Regions from separate parts of the Homo sapiens genome. Here region 2 is linked to region 1. Evidence: chromatin loops called from intact Hi-C (ENCODE). Cell type or tissue: mammary epithelial cell. All regions are shown on one strand.

Region 1 (5,000 bases):
CATCTACTTAGGCAGCAGATTTAGGAATCATGGTGCTACAGCATCTCATTTGACTTTGAGGCATTCGTAGCCAGAATGACTAAGACAGGCATCCCCAACTGCTTACTAGTGCTCCCACTGTGGTTCTGGCTTCAGGGGTAAGAATTCTGCCAAAATCCCTTAGTAAATCAGTTATTGTCATCTGAACTTCCTACTCAGGCTTGTCGTATATGTACCTCAAAATCTGTTTTGCTTCACATAGGGATATGTGGCTTTACTGATTTCTGCTTTGAATCAACTTAGCATTGCTGTTTATGTTAGAAGCTCTTGGATAAGTTCGTTTCCATTTTTTGCCGCTTTGCATATTGCCAATCCACTCCTCCAGTGATGCTGAACAACTGTACTGACTTGTCACATGGCCACCTACTTAATGGTAAATGTAAGGTTGGAGGAGATAGGTGGGTCTGTGCCACAATGCCCTAAATATGGTTTAAGGGCATCTGAAAAGAAAAACCACAGCAAAGTGTGAAGGAACTGCAGAGAAGCAGTAGTGCGTGAGATGATACCACTGTTTACCCAGGAAATGGAATCCATGATTAGCAGTTGAGATAAGGAGCTGTCTGTGAGTACAGACTGTTCCTGGTTATTGCTGAAGTGCATTCCTAGAAACTATGCCAGAGAACAGGCTGGGTGTGTGGTTCATGCTTGTAATTCCAGCACTTTAGGAGGCTGAGGTGGGCAGATCACCTGAGGTCAGGAGTTCGAGACCAGCCTGGCCAACATGGTGAAACCCTGTCTCTACTAAAAATACAAAAATTAGCCAGACATGGTGGTGTGCACCTGTAATCCCAGCTACTTGGGAGGCTGAGGCAGGAGAATTGTTTGAACCTGGGAGGTCAAGGTTGCAGTGAACTGAGATGACGCCACTGTACTCCAGCCTGGGAGATAGAGCAAGACTCTGTCTAAAAAAAAAAAAAAAGATATGCCAGGAAACAGGAGGGTGGCAAAAAATGGCACTGTTTTACCCTCCATACAACTTTGGGACAACAGAAACACAGCTGATCTTTTTCCTCAAAGTGGGAAGAGGTGCTGCCTTTGACATGAAAAGGGACAACTGAGGAATAAGTAGTTCCATATGGGAAGGAAGCAGTGTGTTAAAGTAGAAGGAGCATGAGCTTTGCAGTTAGAGCTTGTTGCAAATCTCAGATCTCAGCCACTCATTACTGGTGTAACCTGTGCAGGTTCTGAGCCCTGGTCTTTCAGGGTTGTAGAAGAATTAGAGATTGTATATGAAGGACCTACCTAGCACAGAGCAAGTGCTCAGTAAATAGTAACTAATGTGAGTATCAGGCATATCCATGCCTAAGTACCATTGTAATGGTTATCAGTGAGCACTTAACTTGTAAACAGCCATATTTTTTAATATCTGGAGGGAAAATCTCAGATACAGACTCTTCCCCTTCAGTTTGCTGAAGTAAATTCTGACTTGCCACAGGTATGTGTAGGAAACAGGGAGGGCAGAAATAGAAACATTTAATCAAAGCATGAATCGAAGTTAAGTGTATAACAAATACAAAACAATGGGTGTCTGCTTTCTCAAGCTAGCAGGAAATTAGCAACAGAGAGAGAATTATTGAATGGGAAGAGAATGAGGAAAGTCAGTAGGTGAGTTCAGGCTCTAGGCCGAAATACGTTGTGGTTTTTTGGTGGTTGTTGCTCTTGTGGGTTTTTTTGTTTTGTTTTGTTTTATGATCATAACTCACTGTAGTCTCAGCCTCCCTGGGCTCCAGCAATCCCACCTCAGTCTCCCAGGACTACAGGTGATACCACCACACCCAATTAGGTTTTTTGTTTTGTTTTGTTTTCTGTATTTTGTAGAGACTGGTTTTCACTATGTTGCCCAGGCTGGTCTTGAACTCCTGGGCTCAAGCAGTCTGCCTGCCTCAGCCTCCCAAAGTGTTGGGGTTATAAGCATGAGCCACTGTGCCTGGCCAAAGTATGTTGTTTTAAAAAAATAACAAACTAATTTTGGGTAATACAGTCTTATTTAAGAGGTCTTACACCTTCTTAGTGGTGTCCATAATCAGCTGCAGAGTTTTTCCCAACAGAATGCAGATTTCCTCATTCTCCTGTTTTCCAGAAGGAAGGTAGGGAGGTAGTGACAGTCATCTCCCAGGCGGTGTGCACAAGGTGGGTAAGCTCTGCTGGTAAAGACTGCCCTCCAGTGGCTGACTTGGGATACCAGGTTTTTGTTTCTGTTTTGAGACAGCGTCTAGCTCCGTTGCCCAGGCTGGAGTGCAGTGGTGCAGTCTTGACTCACTGCAACCTCTGTCTCCTGGGCTCAAGCTATACTCCTACTTCAGCCTTAGCTGGGATCGCAGGCCCACACCACCACGCCCAGCTAATTTTTTTTTTTTGAGCTGGAGTCTTGCACTGTCGCCCAGGCTGGAGAGCAGTGGCGCCATCTCGGCTCACTACAACCTCCGCCTCTTGGGTTCAAGTGATTCTCTTGACTCAGCCTCCCAAGTAGCTGGGATTACAGGCACCCACCACCATGCCTAGCTAATTTTTTTGTATTTTTAGTAGAGACAGGGTTTCACTATGTTGGCCACACTGGTCTCAAACTTCTGACCTTGTGATCTGCCCGCCTTGGCCTCCTGAAGTGCTAGGATTACAGGTGTGAGCCATTGTGCCCGGCCATTTTTTTTATTTTTTAATAGAGACGGGGTTTTACCATGTTCATCACGCTGGTCTCAAACTCCTGACCTCTAATGATCCGCCCACCTCGGCCTCCCAAAGTGCTGGGATTACAGGCATGAGCCACCACGCCCGGCAGGATACCAGGTTTTACTGGGTTCTTGGAGAAATTACGTGTCATATCCTGAAAACTCTGAAGCACTTGGCACAAGAAAGGAAAAGCAAGTCAGGTGCATGTAATGTGGGGAAAGAAATTGAAGTAGGTCTAAAAATGTGTGTATTGTTTTCCCTAAGTTATTTGCTTTCTTTGTTTAGGAACATAAAAGTAGATTCTGTGTAATTTAACTTGTGAAATAGGTTATTTGATATGTTTGGGAGGTTTGAAGACTGCTATCTTAGTTAAGAGAAAAGTTCAACTACTGCAACAGAGAAATCTGAACACCAGAACTTTAAGTAAGTTTATTTCTCATACAGTCATCGAGAATCTAGATCCCTGGCTTTCCTTTTTTTGCTCTGACATTCTCAAAATTTGGCTTTCGGCTTGTGGACTAAGAAAACACTTCATCTCATACCTCCACGTTCACGCTTCTTGCCAAGAGGAAGGGAGCAGGGGGAGGGAGAGCTGAGGGCAGACAGAGCCCGAAAGTCGCTCTCACTTCTGCACACATCCCGTTAGCCAGAAAGCAAATGGCCACGCCTAGGTCTGGGAGGGCTGGGAAATAGAGTTGTGATTCCATGTGGCCATTGCCCCAGCTGAAAACTGGGGGCTCTGTTACTATGAGAGGAGAAGGAAATAATAGATATTGGGGTTCAACTAGCAGTTTCTGCCACACTCCCAAAAAGTTTTGCTACATTAAGAAGGGTTTTTTTTTTCTTTCATAAATATACAGAAAAGTTCTTGATCAGTAAGAAGGGTTTCCGTATTTCCACATCACTGGGAGGATGACCCTGCCCTGCTCTGTGGCTACAGAAACTCTACAGGTCCCCTGCAGAATGAAGTTCATGCAGTTAGAACACAGATGAAGGCCAGGTGCCTGTAATCTCAGCACTTTGGGAGGCCGAGACAGGTAGATCGCCTGAGGTCGGGAGTTCAAGATCAGCCTGACCAGCATGGAGAAACCCCGTCTCTACTAAAAATACAAAATTAGCCAGGTGTGGTGGCGTGTGCCCATAATCCCAGCTACTCAGGAGGCAAAGGCAGGAGAATTGCTTGAACCCAGGAGGCGGAGGTTGCGGTGAGCTGAGATCGTGCCACCGCACTCCAGCCTGGGCAACAAGAGCAAAACTCCGTCTCAAAAAACAACAACAAAACAGAGATGTAGATGTGGGTAATAAGGGGTATTTCAACCAAACCAGGAGAGCCGGGGGTGATTTCTTGTCTTCATTCTAGGTTAACTTGCTTTTTAAAATTGGTTCTTTTATTCTGTTTCTTCTTTTCTTCTCTCCTTAAACATACAGAAAAGTAGGGAGAAGAGTGTGATGAATCCCACATGCCTATTACCCAGTTTTAACAATTACCAGCATTTTACTCATCTTAATTTATCTCCCTGGAATATTTTAAAGTAGCAGGCGGATCCCCATGTTGTATAATTCACTCAAGATTAATTTGTTTCACCTGCTGAATCCAGAGGTTAAGATCAAGGTCTCTGCCTTGGCCGAATGCGGAAGACAGCCACAAATGTCTGTCCTTTGGCTGTCCTTTGCTGGTCTCCACATCCCCTTGTGGATTATTATTCTTCAGTTGAAGTGTTGTGATGAGCAGCAACAGCTGTCATGTTAGCTAGGCATCCTATATACTTTTTCTCATTTTGCTTCATGATTCGGAGGGTAAATGTTACCCATATTTTATAGATGAGGGGATTGATGGTAAAACTCAAGAGAGGTTAAATAACTTACCTAGCTACTAACTAAAAATAACTAACCTGGAAAACCAGATCTGTCTGCTTACCGAAACCTGCACTGTTTCCTCTTTGTGACGCTATAGTTTATAATATTTGATTAAGGGACTGTTTTCATTTTATTTATTTATTGTTTAGACAGAGTCTTGCTCTGTCGCCAGGCTAGAGTGCAGTGGCACGATCTCAGCTCACTGCAACCTCCGACTCCCAGGTTCAAGCGATTCTGCTGCCTCAGCCTCCCGAGTAGCTGGGGTGCCCACCACCACGCCCAGCTCATTCCTTGTAATTTTAGTAGAGATGAGGTTTCACCATGTTGGCCAGGACAGTCTCAATCTCTTGACCTTGTGATCCGCCCGCCTCAGCCTCCTAAAGTGCTGGGATTACAGGCGCGAGCCACCATACCCAGCCAAGGGACTGTTTTCTTTA
Region 2 (5,000 bases), 260 kb before region 1:
TCCCTGGTTCCATTGATCCCCTGGGCTCCATGATGAAGGTTCCATAGGTGTGCTGACACAAGGCGGAGAGGCAGCAACCGTTTCCCAGATGGCCAAAGTCGCCAATTTTCCCGCAAAATTAGACTGATCTAACACAGACTACAGAACTTCGATTCTGCCCATAGGTGGTAACAAATAGGTTACAGTAGCAAAGACTGAGCCCTCAGATAGTGAATCCAACCAAGAGCCACAAATAGTCAGACCAGCCAACTCCCAGCCTCTACTTTTCCATAACAGTCTTTGTTTGTTCGGTTGGTTTTCTGTGCCTAGGAGCCTGGTACAGTGAGTTCCGCATCCTCCGTTCTTGAGGCTGGACCACGGCCGTAAAGTTTGTGGCAGGGCTGTTCCTTACAGGTCAGCAGAGTGGGGATGGGTGTGGCTGGACAAAGCCTAGGCAATGGGCTGGCCCTGACGGTATGGACAGCAGAACAGTGCCGGGATAAGGGTGAAGGGGTGGGCCAGGGAACCTGGAGGCACCATGAGAGCACCAAGCTGGCAGGACAGGATCTGGGCAATGGCACCAAAGACAAACTTTGCTGCTCTGCAACTTTCTCTTCAGGTGTCAGCCCTGGTTCCTGTCCCTAAACCACCTTCCCCACAGCTGAGGCACAGCCACCAGCACTAATCTATGTGGTCCTCTTTCGGAGGGGATCTAGGTGTTTCAGGGCAATGCTTAGAAAAAAGCACCGGCCTCCCTGAATTCATTCCCTTATGACCCTTTCTTCACTTCCGGGAACCAGGCCTCAGCCTCCACTCCGAAGCTCCCCTCGTCTTATCTGCAATGCTTGCTCTCCTGACCCAGTAACCTGTTGGGTGATTGAGAGGCTGCTAGGAGGACTGGACTAGCCGTGATCTTACCTCCTGACCCCCAGGGCTGGCACCTCGTTCCTTGGTCCTGACCTACGAAAGGCTCTCCTCCTGCTGGCTAAATTTCCTGGGTCCCTGCCTGCTGCCTGGATCTCCCCATAATATTCTATTCTCAATTTCCCATGCTACCACCCCAATCCACTTACCCTTTAAGGCACTGTGAGTAATTTACCATGTCACTTTGCCCTTTTCTCCAGGAAGCCATTCCTAACTTTGCACACATTCTCATAACCCTGAATTTCCCCCACAACGGCCCTTTTCATGCTTCATTGTAATTTACCGTAAGGCCCCTGATGGCAGGAACAGCCCTTTTTCTCCAGTGGATCCTCAGCACCAAGAATAGTACCTGGAGCTTGTGGGCATCTATAAACATTGATTAAATGAGCGAGTGAGCTGGGTGCAGTGGCTCACGCCTGCAATCCCAGCACTTTGGGAGGTCGAGGCAGGTGGATCACCTGAGGTCAGGAGTTCGAGATCAGCCTGGCCAACAAGGTGAAACCCAGTCTCTACTAAAAATAAAAAAGAAAATAAAAAAATTAGCAAGGTGTGGTGGCAGGCACCTGTAATCCTAGCTACTCGGGAGGCTGAGGCAGGAGAATCACTTGAATCTAAGAGGCAGAGGGTGCAGTGAGCCAACGTCGCAGCATTGCACTCCAGCCTGGGCAACAAGAGCGAAACTCCATCTCAAAAAAAAAAAAAATGAGTGAATGGATGAGTGAATGAATGGGCAAGCTAGGTAACTCAGTCTAAATCATTGTGGTAGTGAGCATCCACGATGGCCCCAGTGATCCCTGCTTCCTGGTATTCACATCTGTGTAGTTCCCTCCATGCTGTTCTAGAATTGGTCTCTATGACCAACAGATTACAGCAGAAGTGATGATACATCACTTCTGAAATTAGGCTATAAAAGGCACTACCAGCTTGCATCCTGATTGCTCTCTCAGTCTTTCTTAGGTCATTTGCTCTGGGGGAGGTCAGCTGATATAGAGATGCCCATATGGCAAGAAACTGAGGCTCCCAACCAGCAGCCAGCAAGGATCTGATGCCTGCCAACAGTACAGTAAGTGTGAGCTTGAATCTCATAATGAACTTTGAGATTACTGCAGCCCCAGCCAAGAGCTTTACTGCAACTTCATAAGAGACCCTGAGCCAGAAGCACCCAGCTAAACCACTCCTACATTCTGACACTCAGAGCCTGTTAGATAGTAAGTGTTTGTTATTTTAAAGTTTTCAGTTTGGGGGTAATTTGTTATGCAGCAATTGAGAACTAACACAATCATCTAGCTGATGGGCTTGGCTAGGGTAATGAGACCTGTCTTATAATTCAGCACCACGGAGCTGCCGAGTGGTGGCATCATTACCACATTGTAAGTTCAGCTACATTTGGCAAAATACTAACCCCAAAGCCATGACAAATGTCAATCTGAAGTCTGAGACGTGCCACTTTGTTGCAGACATATGGAAGTGTTTGCCAATGAATTGCATGCAACAATCAGGCATAACCAGTTTATTTTCAGATTGTTAAAAACAGAGCAGATAATTGCACCTTAATGACTGCTCACTGTCCACAGATCTTATACTAGGGGACAGAGTGAGCATATTGTTTCAGCAAAGCTGTCCTTGGGCTGGAGCCTCTGCTCCCCTTTCCCCACATCACACATGTCAGAGTAATGTTTGGTATAGATCAGGTTCATGTCTGAAAACTTAAGAGGCAGTTAAATGAAGAGGCAAATTTCCTCTGTCCCCAAAGTTCTCTTTCAATGAAGGTTCCAGCTACCATTCCCAAATCAAATGGAGACTGACATTTGCTTTTGGTGTGTTCTAAAATTTCCTGTTGTTAACACCAGTTTAGAGGATGGGCAAGGTTAGAAGAGAAAGATGGGCTGGGCACGGTGGCTCACACCTGTAATCCCAGCACTTTGGGAGGTCGAGGCAGGCAGATCACCTGAGGTTGGGAGTTTGAGACCAGCCTGACCAACATGGAGGAACCCCGTCTCTATTAAAAATACAAACTTAGCCAGGGGTGGTGGCACATGCCTGTAATCCCATCTACTCAGGAGGCTGAGGCAGGAGAATCTCTTGAACCTGGGAGGCAGAGGTTGCAGTGAGCCGAGATCGCACCATTGCACTCCAGCCTGGGCAACAAGAACAAAAGTCTGTCTGAAGAAAAAACAAAACAAAATAAAACAAAAATGGGAAAGATGATGATAGGACAAGAGGGTTAAAGTTTGGTAAATGAAGGGTACGGGGAGAAATGTGTTCACAGAGTAGCCTCCAGGCTCACACTACTGTCATCAGGAGTCAACCCAAGACCATTCCAGCAGGGAGCAGACTGACTCAGGGAATCAACTGGCAATGAGACCCCAATTAGGAGGTCATGGTGGCTGGTTGGTTGGTTCAGTTGTCCAAACTATAAAATGAAGATGAGAAAGTGCCTTGAGAAGGATTTGGGAAAATAAGGCCACAAAAACCTGAGACACAGTGAAAAGACTGGTTTTAACCCCAGAGAAGGAAAATGATTGATTGTGAGAGATGGAGCAACAATAAACGAACCAAGTGGCAATGGCAACAGCTTCCATTTGTGGGGCACTTAGCTTGTACCAGACACTGTGCTAAGCGTTCCATTCATTACTTAACTCTCAAGACAGTTCTATCAGTTGGTAGGTATTATTACCCCCATGTTACAGATCAGAACTGAGCCTTAGCATAGCTAAGTAACTGCCTGAGATTACACTGTAAATAAATTGTGGAGTCAAGATTAACACCCAGATCTCTGCCTGACTCCAAGCCCAGGTTCTCACCACTGAAGAATTTTCCAGATGTCAGAATTCTCTCTCCTCCTAAATCTAAAGCTTATAATGTCTGACTCTGCCCCCAGCACCTCGGAAATACAAAAGGCAATAAAAATATTTCATTGCAGCAATTTTGCAGAAGACAGGGTAGGGACCTTTTATATCAGAGAAAATCTTTATCATCTGCATTTCAAGGACTTAGAAAATAGGAAGCAGAAACAAAAATAGCAAAAATATTGGAAGTATAGTTGATCAAGGCACAGTATATGTTTAAATTGTTTTAAAGTGCTATTTATTTTAACTTTTAGGTTCAGCATGTGCAGATTTGTTATATAGGTAAATTGTGTGTTGTGGGGGTTTGGTGTACAGATTATTTCATCATCCGTATGATGAAATCATACATAAGCATAGTACCTGATAGGTAGTTTTTCAGTCCTCACCTTCTTCTCATCCTCTACCCTCAAGTAGGCCCTGGTATCTTTTGTTCCCTTCTTTGTGTTCATGTGTACTCAATGTTTAGCTCTCACTTATAAGTGAAAACATGCATTATTTGGTTTTCTGTTCCTGTGTCAGTTCACTTAGGATAATGGCCTCCAGCTCCATCCATGTTGCTGCAAAAAACATGATTGCATTCTTTTCTATGGCTGTGTAGTATTCCATGGGAGACACTGAATAAATGCTGAACTGAGGGCAGTTACGGAGACTGAAACCTGTCTGCAATTATATGCAGGCTGTCTGCTAGACATCCAGCATAGAATAGGACCTATGTGGTTTCCTAGGCTCCCCCCATCAATCCACTCATCACCCTTCATTTGTTAAATGTCCCATCTTCTCTGACACACAGACTGTTTAGCAGTACCTGGGTAAGACACAGACTGTTTTTGCAGTACCTGGTGCCATATCTGGCAAGGAATTGGTGTTCAGGATTTATTTGCAAAAAATGAAGGCATAGCGTGCTTAAATACATGGGATGCTGTTTAAGTAGTTTTTAGGGGGAAATTTATAGCATGAAAGCCAATATTAGAAAGAAAGTCTCAAATCAGTGGCCTCCACTTCCACCTTAAGAAACTACAGAAATAAGTGCAAATTAAACCCAAACTAAGCAGAAAGAAAGAAAATAATGATCAGAGTGGAAATAGGTGAAATAGAAAACAGAAAAACAATAGAGAAAATCAAATGAAACTAGACATTAGTTATTTGAGAAAAATCAATAAAATTGATAAGCCTCTAACCAGATTGATCAGGAAAAAAAAAAAGGGCAGACACAAATTACCAATATCTGGAATGAGAGATGTGACAACA

Evidence for each region. A loop is a pair of places that touch in the nucleus more often than their neighbours do. Peaks named below come from ENCODE experiments on the same cell type or tissue, not always from the same donor. Only the 100,000 strongest peaks of a DNase experiment are listed, where the experiment ranks them.
Region 2: a loop joins it to region 1, with 15 times the contacts of the local background. A loop is called at or near these places in 45 of 110 quality-filtered maps.

Annotation. Positions count from the first base shown.
Region 1 is chr3:183,765,003-183,770,002 of GRCh38, forward strand. All of the region lies in intron 15 of YEATS2 (YEATS domain containing 2), which reads left to right. Among named protein-coding and RNA genes, the nearest start is that of YEATS2-AS1, 43 kb to the right of the region's middle. In mammary epithelial cell, a CTCF peak has its summit at 2,204 (motif pointing left); a DNase peak (open chromatin) is centred at 2,189; H3K27ac peaks cover 512 bases.
Region 2 is chr3:183,500,711-183,505,710 of GRCh38, forward strand. All of the region lies in intron 3 of KLHL6 (kelch like family member 6), which reads right to left. Among named protein-coding and RNA genes, the nearest start is that of KLHL6-AS1, 46 kb to the right of the region's middle. In mammary epithelial cell, a CTCF peak has its summit at 2,259; no DNase peak of the experiment used is centred here.